Regions from separate parts of the Mus musculus genome. Here region 1 is linked to region 2. A link is a loop called in an ENCODE intact Hi-C map of the cell type or tissue named here. Cell type or tissue: gastrocnemius. All regions are shown on one strand.

Region 1 (5,000 bases), 230 kb after region 2:
GAGTCCCAGATTTCTTAAAACAGTTTGTCACACCAAAGAGGGTTAGAGTTAAGGTATGGAGTCATGGCAACATTGGAGTCAGGGCAGCTGACAAAGGGTGAGGTAAGTTTATTTGGCAGGATCACTGGAAAAACTGTATGTGAAAATTGTTAGTTAATTTCAGGAATTACACATAACCAGCAATCTTTAAAGCTTACAGGAGTTGGTATGCTGAGGTCAAGGTCTGAAGCAAATGCAAAATGTCAAGTTAGTGCCATTTATGAGAGTTGATGTCAAAGAGGTAAGGACCTTGGAGGAGTGTTTATCTCCCCTACTTTTATGATACCTAGGGGAAGGGCAATTGAGACATATTTTCTCTGAATATCAACGATACTTACTGGGAAACTGGGCTGATTTTTATGGTAAAGCTAACCAACAACTCCTGTCTCCCACCTGGAATCCCATGGATCTTTTATGTAGAAAAAGATTGTCTTGCAGTGTTGATAGAAGAAATGATTGATCCATTATTCTAGCATATGTATCTGACAAGACCAATATAGGCAGCCCCCATATTCATCTGACCATTTTCTACAATAATCTTTTGTGTGGTTACAGAGAAAACAAGTATAGACATCATAATATTTAAATGGTATAACAGATACAGGGATGATAGCAATTTGGAACACTTCCTGAAATTAGGCTATAGAGCAGTTTCCTGACCCTATTTGGAGAAACTGTTATCTTTGGGAGTTTGTAAGATTTTGAATCTCCAGATGAAAGGGCTAGCCTGAATGGAGATGAACACTAGGGGGAGGATGAGAAACCAATGTCTAATCCAGTGAGGTCAAACTCGGCTGCTGGAGCTGAGTCTCATTTTCTGTGATACAGGACAAAATGAGTGGTCTCAATGTCCTCCAGAACTTAAGAGAGTATGGTCCTGTTAGGGTCAATGTGCATGTAGAAGATTCATTTTTAGGTCAAGGAATGAAAGGATTGAGATGAGACAGACTTAATGAGAGAGACCCTCAAGTTTTGCAACTGTAGACGTCACAAGGACGCTCCAACCAGTAAGAAGGACACATGCTCCACTATGTTCATAGCAGCCTTATTTATAATAGCCAGAAGCTGGAAAGAACCCAGATGCCCCTCAACAGAGGAATGGATACAAAAAATGTTGTACATTTACACAATGGAGTACTACTCAGCTATTAAAAAGAATGAATTTATGAAATTCCTAGGCAAATGGATGGACCTGGAGGGCATTAACCTGAGTGAGGTAACCCAATCACAAAGGAACTCTCACAATATGTACTCACTGATAAGTGGATATTAGCCCAGAAACTTAGGATACCCAAGATATAAGATACAATTTGCTAAACACATTAAACTCAAGAGAACGAAGACCAAAGTGTGGACACTTTGCCCCTTCTTAGAATAGGAAACAAAGCACCCATGGAAGGAGTTACAAAGACAAAATTTGGAAGTGTGACAAAAGGATGGACCATCTAGTGATTGCCATATCCAGAGATCCATCCCATGATCAGCTTCCAAACGCTGACACCATTGCATACACTAGCAAGATTTTCCTGAAAGGACCCAGATATAGCTGTCTCTTGTGAGACTATGCCGGGGCCTAGCAAACACAGAAGTGGATGCTCACAGTCAGCTATTGAATGGACCACAGGGCCCCCAATGGAGAAACTAGAGAAAGCACCCAAGGAACTAAAGGGAACTGCAACCCTATAGGTAGAACAACAATATGAACTAAGCAGTACCCCGGAGCTCTTGTCTCTAGCTGCATATGTATCAAAAGATGGCCTAGTCAGCCATCACTGCAAAGAGAGGCCCATTGGACTTGCAAACTTTATATGCCCCAGTACAGGGGAATGCCAGGGCCAAAAAGGGGGAGTGGGTGGGTAGGGGAGTGGGGGAGTTATGGGGGACTTTTGGTATAGCATTGGAAATGTAAATGAGCTAAATACCTAATAAAAAATGGGAAAAAAAGGGCTCTGCCATTTGGGAGAGAGGGGTGAGGGCCAATGATCTGGAGGAGATAGAAGGATTTGATCTCCAATGTTGACAGGTAATAGACAATAGACAGTGTATGACCGAGGTAGATGGTGGTCAGCAAAGTTCCATAGAAGAGAATGGAGGTGGCAAAGTAGTGCCATGATAGATGGTATGGGAGGGGAGAGAATTTAGGTGAATGACCAGGAGTTAGGACTGGATGTCCATACATGAGTTCAAAGGGCAAGATGAGGAGAGGTCACATGAGGACAGCTCATAGCCTGAAAAGAGCCAGAGGTAAGTATTTTATCCAATCAAGGTGAATTTCTTGTTACAGCTTAACAAGAGTGGGTTTTAAGGAGTGGGTAGTTCTTTCTACCTTAGCTGAAGATTGAGGGTGGTAGGGAATATGAAATTGCCAGGGGATGTCTAAGGCCTTAGAATTTGAGGAACTTGGGAAGTAAATGCAGGACCATTGTCTTATTAGAAAGAGACTGGGACATCAAACTGGGTCATGATTTCTCAGAGGATGAGATCAGAGACTGCCTGAGACCTTTTGTTAGTTGTGGGAAATGCCTCTACCCATACTGAGAAGGTGTCTACCAAGACCAGGAGGTACTTGGCATGTCTGATAGTAGGCATGTGGGTAAAGTCAAGTTGTCAGTCAGTTCCAGGAAGGAAACCTCTAGCCTGATGGGTAAAAAAAAGGGACACTACTATACCTTGAATTGGAGCTAGACATCTGACAGACTTTGCAAGAAGGAATGATATGTTTTCAAAAGCTTAGGTCCTCAGTAGTAAGCTGTATTTGGGTCTTGACAAAATAAGACAATGCTTGGCTGTTACGATGAAAGTGTTTGTGAAGATAGGACAGCATTTGGTTTGTGTCAGGGGGTGAAAGTAAAGATGTGTGTGGCAACGGACTATTCACAGACAGGCTGGTTTCCAGTTGAGTTGAGGTCGTGAACACCGGTGAAACCCAGTGGTGGTAATTCACCTACATGGGACGGGAGGTCTGCCCCTTGTCCACCCCCCATCGAGTGGGGTCCAGTGGCTTCACATATCCAGATGACCACCGGGGACCAAGTGGAAAGCATCCGACAGTCCTCCTGTGTCAGCCTGCCCAGAGCACTGGAACTCTGGCCGGATGTGGGCTTTCTCTATCCCCCTCTTTCCCTTATACCCCAACAGCCTTATAGAGATGTAGGTTGTAATGTAAGAATGTCCTGGGGAGGATGAGACAAGTCTAGGCCCCGAAGGGTCACAGCTCTAGCTGTCTTGTCAGCTTGGTTGTTTCCCTTGGAGACAATAGATTCATCTGTTTGGTGTGATCTGCAGTGGATAATCCCAATAGCTGTGGGGAGATGAGAGGCCTTTAGCATGGCCATAATTTGGTTTGAATTAGTTACTTATTAAGTATCCCACACTCCTTCCAGATATCAGCATGGGACATGAGGATATGGAATACATATTTGGAATCTGTGTTGATGTTGAGGACTTTTCCCTGTTCCAGTTTAAAGACATGGGAAAGGGATATTAGTTCAGCCATTTGATTGGTGGTATGACCAGGAAGATCCTGTGCCTCCACCACCACAGTGTCTGATACTATGGCATAGCCAGATCTTCAGGCCCCTTCATGTATAAAGAAGCTACCATCTATATACCATATATAGATGGTCTGAGGCAATGTGCCCTCCTATATGTGTGAAATGTAAGTTAATATTTCCTCTGAAATTTTAGTGTAGGGGTGAGATAGGGAGTGGTTAGTATTTGGTCGAGGAATACGTTTGAAAATATTAAGAAGTGGGCATGATTTGAAGGTGAATGTGGGTCTTCAATTTGAACTACCAGAAGAGAAAGAACCCTGGAGAGAGGTAGAGTCTGTAAGCCTTTATAAGTTAGGAGCTGTGACAAGTTATGAGAAGAGAAGACAGTTATAGGAGACCCAAAGGTTTTGGTGTCTCTTTGTTTGTTTGTTTGTTTGACTATTGAATAAGGGACAGGACATGTTGGCACTACCAAAAAGGAATGGGTGAGAGGCATACCCCTGAAAATGCAACTAAGTGGTGGGGTCTGGTCAGGGAAGTAAGATTGTCCTCCTACCCCAACAATAAGAAAATGAGAAGGAGAAGTGGGTCCCCAAATCTCTGTCAGGACTATGTGGCCCCAGTGTCCATGAGGAAGATGGGCCACCCACATACTATGATTTCTACCCAGGGCACCCTGCTAGTTATGGCAGTGGTTGTGTCAGGGGAGCTCGGGCCTCCTCAGTTGGCCATAGCCAAGCCTAGGAGATCAGTTGGAGGGTTATCTGGGTGTGATGTCCCTCTGTTCTGTGTAACATGAGGGCAATCGACAGTCCAATTTTCCTCTTGATGCACCTACGGCATGCCCCACCCCCACCCTACCCCCAGCTTGCAGAAGTTAGGGCAGGCTTTTGCCCAATGATCTTGTTGACCATATTTTTTAGCAGGTACCTACAGGTCTCTGTGTCTTAGAACACCAGGATTCGGGGACAGTTGCTAGGACTGGTCGGACAGCCTTTGCCACATATGGTATTTTTATTTGCAGATTTTCTCATCTCTCACATGGTATACTTTGGAGGTCAGGGCTAAGACTTCTGCCTATGGAGTTAATGGTCCCCTCTTCAGCTTTGTAAGTTTAGTTCCTTTGTTGGGGTAGCTCTGGGAAAAGAAGTAGGTCATCAGAAGTTGCTTACCTTCTAGGTTTTCAGGGTCCAGATTGGTGTGCTGTAATAAAGCTTTTGTGAGGCATTCTAAAAATTGTGATGAATTTTCCTGTTTATCCTGGACAGCCTCTTGGAGTTTTTTTTTTTTTTTCAAAATTTACCAGCTTTAAGGTTGTCTTTCTTAGGCCCTCCAAAAGGCATATAATAAATCTGTCTCTGACTAAAATATCATCTGCAGAATTATAATCCTATCAAGGATGCTGGCAGGCACAGTCTCTGATTCCACTGGATATGATCTGTTTGATGAATTTCATCTCCATGCATT
Region 2 (5,000 bases):
TCATGCTTGAAAACTTTTGGTTGAAAGTCTATTTTATTGGATATTAGGATGGCGTCTCCTGCTTGTTTCCTTGGACCATTTTCTTGGAAGACTTTTTTCCATCCTTTTACTCTGAGATAGTGCCTGTCTTTATTGTTGTGGTGTGTTTCTTGTATGCAGCAAAATGCTTGATCTTGTTTGTGTATCCACTGTGTTAGCTTATGTCTTTTTATATGTGAGTTGTGTCCATTAATATTTAGATATATTAAAGAGAGATGACTGCTGGTTCCTGACATTTTTGTTTTTGTAGGTGGTTTTATGTGCCTGTGGCTCTCTGTTCTTGATTTTGTTGTGAAATGCTTAATATTTTGTCCTTTCTGTGGTGCAGGTATCTTCCTTATGTTGGATTTTTCCTTCCAGGATCCTCTGTAAGGCTGGGTTGGTAGATAGATATTGTTTGAATTTGGTTTTGTCCTCGAATATTTTGTTTTCTCCATGTATGTTGATTAAGAGTTTTGCTGGGTATAGTAGCCTGGGCTGGCATTTCTGTTCTCTTAGAGTCTTCATGACCTCACCAGGCCCTTCTGGCTTTCATAGTCTTGGTGAGACGTCTGGTGTAATTCTGAAAAGTCTATCTTTGTATGTTAGTTGGCCATTTTCCCTTGCAGCTTTTAATATTCTTTCTTTGCACTGTGTATTTAGTGTTTTGATAGTTATGTGATGAGATTTTCTTTTCTGGTCCTATTTATTTGGTGTTCTATATGCATCTTGTATATTTATGGCCAGCTCTTTCTTTAGGTTGGAGAAATTTTCCTCCATAATTTTGTTGAAGATCTTTTTAGATCCTTTGAGCTGGAAATTTTCATTTTCCTCTATTCTGATTATTTTTAGATTTGGTCTTTTCATTATGTCCTGAATTTCCTGGATGCTTTAGATTTGGAGATTTTTATGTTTTGAATTATCTTTGGCAGTTGTGTCAATCCCTTCAACTGTATCTTCTACACATGAGATTCTCTAGTCCATCTCTTATATTCTGTTGGTAATACTTACATCTGTAATTCCTGACCTCTTTCCTAGATTTTTCATTTCCAGGTTTGCCTCATTTTGTGTTTTCTTTATTGTTTCTACTTCTACTTTTATGTGTTGAATCACTTTATTTCCTTCTCCTGTTTGCCTATGATTTCCTGTATTTCTTTCAGTGAGTTATTGATATCCTCCTTAAGGATTCTATTATCTTCATGAGATAGGATTTTAGGGTAGATTTCTGATTTTCAGGTCTATTGGTGTTTTCATGGCTTGCTGTGTTGCAAGAACTGAGTTCTGATGATGCCCACATATTTTGGGTTCTGTTGCTTATGGTCTTGTGCTTGCCTTTCACCATCTGGATATATCTGGTGTTTGTTGATCTGGGTGAGTTATGGACTCTGCCTCTTTTATCCCTGTGTTGCTTCGGGTCTCCCCTTATTCCCTGAGTGTATCAAACCACCTATGGGGCCTTTTAACTGGGGGCTCTTCACAAGTGCAGAGACACTGCTGATTTGTTGCACTGGCTGTAACTTGCAGGAGGCCTTCAGACTGTTGGATCTTCAGTAGAGCAGTCAAGCTGTTGTTCAGCTGAGTGCAACTGATCCTCACATGCTCTGACAGCAGGGGATCCTCAACTGCTCTCAGTGCAGAGAGTCCTCAACTCCTCAACTACTGTGAGTGCAACTGGTCCTCTAGGATGTATCAGGATATGTAGTCTTCACAGAAGCAGACCAACTAGGAGTCAACTGCTCTAAATATAGTGGATACTATAGGATGGGTTGAGATATGGAGTCTTCATGGGAATAGACCAACTATGGGTCTGCCCCAGCAGCAAGGACCAGGCAGAAAGGATAGGAGGGATGGACCAAAGGGGAGTGGTATTCAGGAGGGCAGGTGTTTTGGTGGTTAATGGGTCCCAAGTTCACCAGGTTCCCAGCAGTAGATCCAGGATTCAGGGTGAGGGTGGGGGGTGGCTGGATCTTATTAACTGCTCTGAGTGCAGTGGGTCCTCTAGGATGGATTGGGATATAGAGTTTTCATGGGAGCAGACCAACTATGGGTCTCCCCCAACAGCAAGGACCAGGTGCCAGACCTGTATTTTGATATGTATGGCATGAGCCATTGTTCTTTTAATCATGAAAGAATTATTTCCATTGGTACAGACTCAGTAGAAGATGAGTAATATCATTTCTTCATTAAACCATGACAAGATAGTAGTAATTTTTCACTCATAATTCCACATGTATTCTGCTGTGGTTCCTTGTTTCAGTAGTCCACATTTTCTAGCTATTCCTATCATATGCCCTTGAAATTAACTTACTACCCTTTATATCAATAAACAAATAGCTGGAATAAGCATCCATATATTGGTAATGTAGTTATGATCATTATTCCTGTGGTGAGACACCAAGCACAAAAGTAAACTGGAAGGACAGTGAGAAAAGTCTCTAAGTTGACCATACAGAAATATTGAAGGAAATAGAGACCTATAACTGGACTGTGTAGATGGTGTATTGATGCTAAACTTCTTGTAGCTCTTGTAGCAAAGAACATATAAATGCAGAAAATAAAATAACAGCATTCATCCCTTGGAGAGGTTGTGAGAGCCAAGGAACTATGTAATGCATTGCCAGTGTAGTTTAAAGTGAAAAGACAGAGCTCAATGAGTATGGCTATTATGTGTGGTCCCAAAGATCTGAGAAGCAAAAACAAGAAACATGGCATGGTGAGGAGATCCTAAGGACTAATAAGACAGTGGAGTGGTAGAGTCCAAGCAGTGTGCTATCTCTTTCACTCCATAGGAAATGTGGCAAACAGTAAATTCCAGGGTTCCATAAGCAGTTAAGGCACTATAATTCTCCAAACACAAATCATAGCCAGGCACTTTTCCCTGTCTAAGTCACTTCCTTGCTTTATCCCCATGCCACAGCAGTTACTTATATATGACCCACAAGAGTTTAATTGTTGACTTATTCACCACCCATATTTCAAGAGATGGAATATTTTGTTTATGTTGACTCTCCCACAGAGTAACTTGAATGATTGATGTCTAAGAGGTTATGACTTTTGTAAATACTTGGTAAAGGGTGAACAGATCCTTCAGAATTTCCAGTTCCCAGTACATATCTGAGAATACATTGTGTTCCACAAAGGCTAACTGGTCTGTTAACTGGTTGACTGGATTTTATATAGGCCTGACAGCATATGACAGGAATATAAGAATGAAGGCCATCAAATATCTGGCATTAATAATATACAAGAATAATGCATGATTTTTATGTGTTCACCTGTGAATGGTGATGGTACTGGGGCAACAGAAATAGCTTCTGCAACAAAAATGACCACCATTTTTCACCAGTATCTTGTCAATAGCTCAGAAAATTTGTTTTTATGATAAAAATGTTTAAGGAAAATAACCAATTTTGTGAAAAGAGGCAAAGAAAAGTATAGAGTTGTGTGTGTGTGTGTGGTGTGTGTGTGTGTGCTGTAAAGGCTTATAACTTTCTTTCTGTCTGTCTGTCTTTCTTCCCTTCCTTCCTTCCTTCCTTCCTTCCTTCCTGTTTGTCTGTCTGTCTCTCTCTCTCTTTCTCTCTTTCTTTCTTTCTCTTTCTTTCTTTCTTCCTTTCTTCCTTTTAAAAAAATTTTTATTGGATAAATTGTAAAAGAGGCAATGAACTGCTTTTTATTTCCCTTCACCTTTAAAAATGGGATGATCTCACTTCCTCAATATACTGCAGGCTAGCTCATCAATTCTCTTTTAAACAGAAATTCATTTAGTAGGGATGACCTTTGCCCCAGTCTACGTGTTAAGAAATGTCTGTTGCTTGATATAAGCAAAGGACTCAATGTGATTAGTTTTTTTATTTTTTCCTGTCTCTGTTTCTGAATCTGGGTCTAGAATGTTTCAGAATCAGGAAGTGTGACTCTAGCGTGTCCTTTTTGTGGTGGGTATGATTCCTCTCTCACACAACTTTTGTGTCTGTTCCCAGGTTTGAAGCTATTTTGAAACAACCCGTGTTACTTATCCTTTTGTAACTAAAACAAATACATGAAATAAATCAACTTATAAAGAGAAAATGTTCATTTTGAATCTCTGCTTGGTACCTTTTAGTCATGGTCAGTTTGTTCTCTGTCTTTGGGTCTGTGTTGAGGCAGATATGTGTTGCAAAACTATGCATGTCATGATTAGGAAGCAAAATACAGAAAATGTCTGTTTACACGTGTGGTTTTGGGCTACAGATCTATAGATAGAATTCTATATTTTGTATAGAAATATACAAAAAAAAAAAATACCTGACTCCCTGTATCCCATAAATCTGGCCTGGGCACTTTCCTATAATCATAGCTCTTAGGAAGTAGAGACAGGAGGGCTAGAAATTCAAGGTCATCTGTAGCTACATATTGAGTAGGAGGCCAGCCTTGACTATATGAAACTTGTTTCTATAACCTTATCAAGCAAGCACATCCAAAAGACTAATGTCCTGGAGTACCACTACCACCTTTAAAGGAACCCAATGACCTAAGGAACTTTCATCAGGCTCCTGGCAGTAAAGGTCACACCAGCTAGTCTAGGGAGAGGTTCATGACACATAGGCCTTCAGGAAAAATTTCAGTCCCAAATCAAGCGTCTGCTAAGTCATAATTGTATGTGATGGAACTAGATATTGATTCTAGTCCAGACTAATAGACTGTACCTGCATCTAGTACAAACTCAGCGCATTAGAAAATAGTTACTACTGTTAGGATGGAAGGAGTCTGCTCGGAGACCAACCTCTCAGGCCAGTTCATTCTCAAGCTGCTGCCATTTGTCTGGAGGTTGTTGTCTATGACAGAAATTTTGACTTGCAGAAACTTCCAGAAAAATTTTAGGATACAGTTTCATGATTCTGTGAAGGTATAGAGACAACAGTAGAAGAAGCATCTGCCAAGGACCTTGAAGTTCAGGTGAGAGTTGCATTATCTGCTGATTTAGGGAACCTGTGACCTGAAGCAAG

What was found. A loop is a pair of places that touch in the nucleus more often than their neighbours do. Peaks named below come from ENCODE experiments on the same cell type or tissue, not always from the same donor. Only the 100,000 strongest peaks of a DNase experiment are listed, where the experiment ranks them.
Region 1: it touches region 2 in a loop (7-fold over the local background); 10 of 42 quality-filtered maps call a loop at or near these places.

Annotation. Positions count from the first base shown.
Region 1 is chr1:101,046,629-101,051,628 of GRCm38, forward strand. No RefSeq gene overlaps it. Among named protein-coding and RNA genes, the nearest start is that of Gm20268, 110 kb to the right of the region's middle. In gastrocnemius, no CTCF peak of the experiment used is centred here; a DNase peak (open chromatin) is centred at 3,050.
Region 2 is chr1:100,812,694-100,817,693 of GRCm38, forward strand. No RefSeq gene overlaps it. Among named protein-coding and RNA genes, the nearest start is that of Gm20268, 340 kb to the right of the region's middle. In gastrocnemius, no CTCF peak of the experiment used is centred here; no DNase peak of the experiment used is centred here.